Linked DNA regions of Homo sapiens: region 2 is linked to region 1. Evidence: read pairs that join two places in POLR2A ChIA-PET (ENCODE). Cell type or tissue: CD4-positive, alpha-beta T cell. All regions are shown on one strand. Each heading gives the region's core, and the rest is flanking DNA. Links, peaks and the distances in the headings are about the cores only.

The links. ChIA-PET counts read pairs that join two places held together with the same protein. Peaks named below come from ENCODE experiments on the same cell type or tissue, not always from the same donor. Only the 100,000 strongest peaks of a DNase experiment are listed, where the experiment ranks them.
Region 2: POLR2A ChIA-PET joins it to region 1 with 5 read pairs; 6 of 35 experiments call an interaction of 5 or more read pairs at or near these places.

What each region holds. Positions count from the first base shown.
Region 1 is chr22:20,321,855-20,324,663 of GRCh38, forward strand. No RefSeq gene overlaps it. Among named protein-coding and RNA genes, the nearest start is that of DGCR6L, 3.2 kb to the left of the region's middle. In CD4-positive, alpha-beta T cell, for the core only: no CTCF peak of the experiment used is centred there; DNase peaks (open chromatin) are centred at 1,117 and 2,467; H3K27ac peaks cover 283 bases.
Region 2 is chr22:20,462,856-20,465,664 of GRCh38, forward strand. It overlaps KLHL22 (kelch like family member 22), which reads right to left. Exons shown (of 7, transcript NM_032775.4): 4 at 2,003-2,721. The region is part of intron 1 of LOC124905085 (a long non-coding RNA gene); the gene reads left to right. Among named protein-coding and RNA genes, the nearest start is that of SCARF2, 26 kb to the left of the region's middle. RefSeq lists an enhancer at 1,371-1,560. In CD4-positive, alpha-beta T cell, for the core only: no CTCF peak of the experiment used is centred there; DNase peaks (open chromatin) are centred at 876 and 1,506; H3K4me3 peaks cover 510 bases; H3K27ac peaks cover 2,316 bases.

The DNA of each region.
Region 1 (2,809 bases), core at 76-2,575:
CTTATTACAAGCAAGTTTTTAAAGACTGAAGGGGACAAGGAGTGGGCTGATATGAAGTCAGCAGGAATTCTGACTGCTTTCCAGAGAGAACCCTTAGTGACTGGCTATAAGGTGTTGGACTACTGGGTAAGAGTTATGGTGTCCAGCGTATGGCTTTTTATGCCTACTTGGTGTCAGTCTGGAACCCACAGAGCAATTGGCTTCAAGAGGTCGTTAGCTCAAGTAGGAGTGGGATGTGACTGCTGTTTCATTCCAGTGCCTCTCTGGGCCAGATAATTAAAGGGAGCTCACATTCCTCAGATAAAAAAGTTCCTTTCGCATTAGGAGAAATACGTAATGTAGATGATAGGTTCATGGGCACAGCAAACCACCATGGCACGTGTATACCTATGTAACAAACCTGCACGTTCTGCACATGTACCCCAGAACTTAAAAGAATATATATATGAATATATATATATACTTTATACATATATATATAAACTTCCATTGTGCGCGCGCGCACACACACACACACACACACACACACACAAAGTTCCTTTTCTTTTTCATGGACATGAGCAGTATGTCACTCAGGCATGGGGACTCCTGGGCCACCTCTGGGTCTTCAGGGAGGGCCTGGTCTGGAAGGAGGGGTCTCATCCTCCAGAGCCCCAGGGATGGGTGATATATGTGTAGGAATGGGGGAGCTGGTTCGCAGACGTGCGTTTCCCCTGTGTGTGTGGACACGATGGGCCCCATGGCTCTTCCCGTCGGGTGGTATCCACCGAAGGCCTTTGCTCTGCGGCCACTGTCCACCTCCACTTGGCCTCCCGAGTCCACCAGGCTGGCTGGTGACACCTTGGGTTAGTGTGGGGTGACTGGTGTGTGTTGGGGAGCTGCAGGTCCCCTGTCTCTGACACAGCTGTGTCTGGGCAAACACCAAGGTTTGAAGGAGTGGGTGCCTGTGTGTGTGTGTGTGTGTGTGTGTGTGTGTGTGCGCGCACGTGTGTCAAAAGGCTTTGCTGCATGCCTTTTGTGTGGCTCTTTGTCACATGTGCCTTTCTGTGTTTCTCTGTGAGTTTTCATGTGTCAGGTTGTATGTCTGTTGTGTGGGCGGAGAAACAGCTCTGCTGTGGGGCCCTGAGCCATTGCAGGATCCCCATAGGCCATGCAGAGGTGCACACAGCACCTGACCTAAGCCTGCTCCTCCCAGAACATCAGGCTGCACCCAGGCCACCGCTCACTCCGTCTGTCTCCCGAGACTGTTCCTCACTTCCTGCCTCACTGGCCCTGGTGAGGGTGAGGCTCCCTGCCCCCGGCCCTCAAAACAGAGCTGCAGATGAGGACGCCACCCAGCTGCAGTGTCAAGGGGCTCCTCCACAGTGGGTGTCCCGCAACGCATGCTCTCTGACCCCTTTTGTTTCAGTGTTGTCCTTTTTAGTGTGTGGCACCAGGACAGCAGGGAGCTGCCACCTCAGGCTTCTCTTATTTTCACTCTGTGAGTAATAAGGTCTGAATGAGAGGGGCTCATTGTGTCTTTACTGTCAAATCAGTCAGGCCTTGGCCTTGGCATGTCTTGCGTGTGCTTGACAAATGTATTGCTCATGGGGTCTGGTGGAGGCACAGCACCCTTTTAGAAGACAGGGTCTGTGCGGACCAGTTACGGGTGACATTTCCTAGGCACAGCTCTTGCCTAAGTGGTGTGGGATGGGAGGAGGGCGGGGCTTCCCACTGTCCCACCAGCAAAATGGGCTGTGTGGCCAGCTCCTCAGGACCCGAGAGCATTTGCTCCAGGTTGATAAAATGTTGCGGTGTTGGGTGGCAAGAGTAGGATTGAAACCAGCCACCCAGTTGGTGCTTTGTTACCATCAGAAGTGTTTGCTGAGTCAAAGCAAATGGCCACTCAAAACTGAGTGGGCTGAGTGTGGTGACTCACACCTGTAATCCCAGCACTTTGGGAGGCCAAGATGGGCAGATGGCTTGAGGCCAGGAGTTCAAGACCAGCCTGGGCAACAGGGTGAGAGCCTGTCTCTACAAAAAGTTTAAAAAATTCGCTGGCATAGTGGCATGTGCCTGAAGTCCCAGCTACTTGCCACTTGGGAGACTGAGGTGGGATCACTTGAGCCCAGGAGGTCCAGGCTGCAGTGAGCTGAGATCACACCACTGTACTGCAGCCTGGGCAACAGAACAAGAATCAAATAATAAATAAGTAAGTAAGTGAGTAAATCCATCCATCCACCCCAGAGTGAGTCAGCTGGGGCTGCTGCATTGCTCCTCCCTCACCCACAGGATTCCCTGGTTCCAGCCAGGAGACGATGGTCAACAGCCACTGCTGTAGTGGTGCCTAGTTAAAACTCTTTGGTTTCTGTCTCTGTAAAAAAAAGTGTCTAATTGCATTTGGGCAAAAAACTTGCAGTGAAGAGAGAAAAAGAGATGAAAGCAACCTGTGAGGGAGGCTCGGGTTGACGTGCGGCATGTGCTGTTTGAGTGTGATGAGTGTGTCGGTTTGCACTGTAGATGCTCAGGAAGTGAGGATATGTGGAGTGCTGACTGTATACATGATGCCTCCACTGGCTGGCTGAGTAGAGTTTCATGAAACAATGTTGGTGGACTCAGCCCTGAATCCCTCAGGCATTCAGAGAGCAACCTCTGTCTTTTTTTTTTTTTTTTTTTTTTTTGAGATGGAGGCTCGCTCTGTTGCCCAGGCTGGAGTGCAGTGGTGCAATCTCGGCTCGCTGCAACCTCTGCCTTCCGGGTTCAAATGTCCTGGCTTTAATTTCACAGATTCTTTCTTCTGTTTCTTCTGTTTGATCAAGTCTGCAATTGA
Region 2 (2,809 bases), core at 40-2,539, 140 kb after region 1:
TCCAAGAGAGGAAAGGTTTTTAAATATGCGGTTTCTGCACCAATGCTTTAAGATATAACCTGGTAAGTAATAACTCCTCAAAATGCAAAGCCTAATTTACTGCAAAATCTTGTTTCCTTATATTCTAAAAGCCTATAGCTTTTAGAATTCACCAGTTCTAAGGCTGATGAAATGAGAAAGCAGAGAAAGAACCAAATCTTAGAATATTCAAATTAAGGATTCATCTGGAAGTTTTGAGTCCACTGGAAGGTTAATGATGCCTTCATTCTGGAGAGATGATACATCCCTGGGTTAACCAGTAGGGCTGTGGTCCTTCCTGCCACCTCCACTCTGTGGATACCTACTCTCTCAAGGCAGGTCTTGCCGACCCCACTTGCCATTGTGATCCTACTCTCAGACAGGAGTTTGGGACTGGTTATTGGTTACAGGGTCTAATATTAGCATTACCCAGAGTTCAGCTTTGGTCTCACACCCCTTCACAAGGGGAAATTCAGACTCCTACTTTAAGTGAAAGTGAGATCAATGGCCCATAGCAGGTGGACAGAGGACAGGGGCAGGCAGAATCCCAAGCTGTCACCCCCCTAGGGACAGCTCTGTGGAAACATCCAGCATTACTGCCAAGCACACAGCTGTCTCTACCTTCTGCTAAGGGCCAGAAGCCAAAACACTCTGGAGAGATTGGCTTTGCAGGTCTGTAGGTTACTCTCAGCAGGGTGGTCTGGCCTTGGCCCCCCAACTGGGAAACCGAGCCCCCTAAAAAAGAAGGTTTAAGGTTTGGCCAAAGGGAAGTCTAAACCTAGTGTGGCCACACCCACTGGGGGCACAACTTTGTTTAGAGAGGAAATGAAGGTAGCTGTTTCCTTTTTTCTGAAACCTGCCCTTCCTCATATTTAACCACAATGTGTTATTGCCAACCTCTGAGTCTCATCAGCTTAACAAAGGAGATCACTTCCTGGGGCCAGCAGTAGAGAGGTCGCTGAGAAATGGCCTTCTCCTCCTTGGCCAGGATCACTATGCTTGATTCCAAGTGGCATGGCCAGGCCAGGCCCTACCCCACCCTGACCCCAGAAAATAGAAACATGAACATGAACTCAGTCAGCATCTAGCTCATGGCTGCTGGAAATAGTTGGCAATCTCTCTCTCTCCAACACAGCTCCATCTTTCAGCATGAAGGGTAGGGAGATTTCTCACATGCACCAAGGTAAGGTGGAGGGGTCCCTGGAAATCTAATGGTAGCTGAGTCTTGTGGGCCTGAACCACTGTCCCTTGCTCTGCCCAGAAATGGATTTGTGAGATCACAGCCTAAGTGACTGATGGAGCCAGGCGCATCCTACGGACCACAGCAGTCCACAAAACTCTCTCTTGGGAAAACTGCCTCTTCCCAGGGGAAATTGTGCCAAGTGCGTGGCAGACTGCAGGGCAGAGCGGAAATGTAGCATGAGGCTCGGTGATGCTTGTTGGCCTTTACCACGCCCCTGGGCTGAAGACCGCATGCTGCTCAGGCACAGCAGCAGGAAGCCTGTTCCACCATTAGCAAGCAGGTAAGAGAGAAGAGCAAAGCTGACTGGTGAAGGGAAACTGAAACAACATGCATCAAAGCTCAGAGAGAGCATGATGGAGGGCGAGGCTGCTCAGCTGGCACTGCTCCTAGGTCCTCTCCATCCCAGTCCGACTGCCTTTCCTGCTGTGGGCTCCTCTCCCCTCCCGTCTCCTCCTGCACAATGCACTCGCAACCTAGCCTACCCCAAAGAGGCTGAGCAAGGGTCCAGGGTAAGTGGGTTTCTGAGGAGTAGGGGACATGCAGGAAAGAAGGCGATCCACATGTCCCCTTCTCTTATCTCACTGCTGTCCACCTTCTCTGAATTCACCTAGACTTCATTCCACAATGGCAAGTGATGCTCATGTGAAAGGCTGGGGGGAACCTGACCAGCTCTCTCAGCCCATGACTTCCACACCCTCTCATCACCTGAAGACAAAGGGACCAGCTAGCACCCTGTCCTACCTCCAGCATCGGGACTCTGCTCGAAATCCTTGGACATTGTTGTCCCCTCCAATCAAGTATACGAAGTTGTTGAGCACCGCGATGCCCTGGTTGGACATGCGGGGGGCCAGGGAGGCAGTGAAGTGCTTCCACTCTCCCAGTAAGGGGTTTAGATACTTGGCCTGGTCGCTGAGGACAGTGGACGGCGTGGAGTGAATGCCCCCGAAGCCCACAACGCACTGGAAGTCCGACCGCAGCTCCGTTTGCGGGCTCTGCAGGCTGGGCTGTAGGCTCTCGTTCCGGTGGTACATGAGGGCGCTGGCCACTGTGTCCCTCAAAGGGCTGGGGTCCAGCTTGTCATGCAGCCGCTGCAGGACCTCAGCTTCCATCAGCGGAAACCGCACTGTCTCAAGGAGCTTTGGGGGCTCGTGCAGCGAGATCTGGTCAGCCTGCACCTGCTCCAGGCTATAATGGTAGAGAAGGGCCCCCTCATATACCTCGGTCTCGCAGGAGACCTCCAGGCGATTGCTGCTGAGGAGGGAGTAGACCTTCTCCAATGGAAGCTGGCGGTACTTGTCAGTCCGAGAGAAGGCCACAAAGTTTTTGAGGATATAGGTGTCCAGTTGCTCAGTCAGGCGGCTCAAGTCAAACAGCTCTGCCAGCCGGTAGACATCGAGAATGTTCTCTTCGTCCACCCAGGACATGAGGAAATCACAGCAGAAATGGATAATTTCTGGGATCTGCAGAGAGAATGACACCCATTCAAGCCTGGGCTGGTGAACAGCATCTGGGGGTGGGAGAGAGAATGATGGCAGAAATACGGGCTGT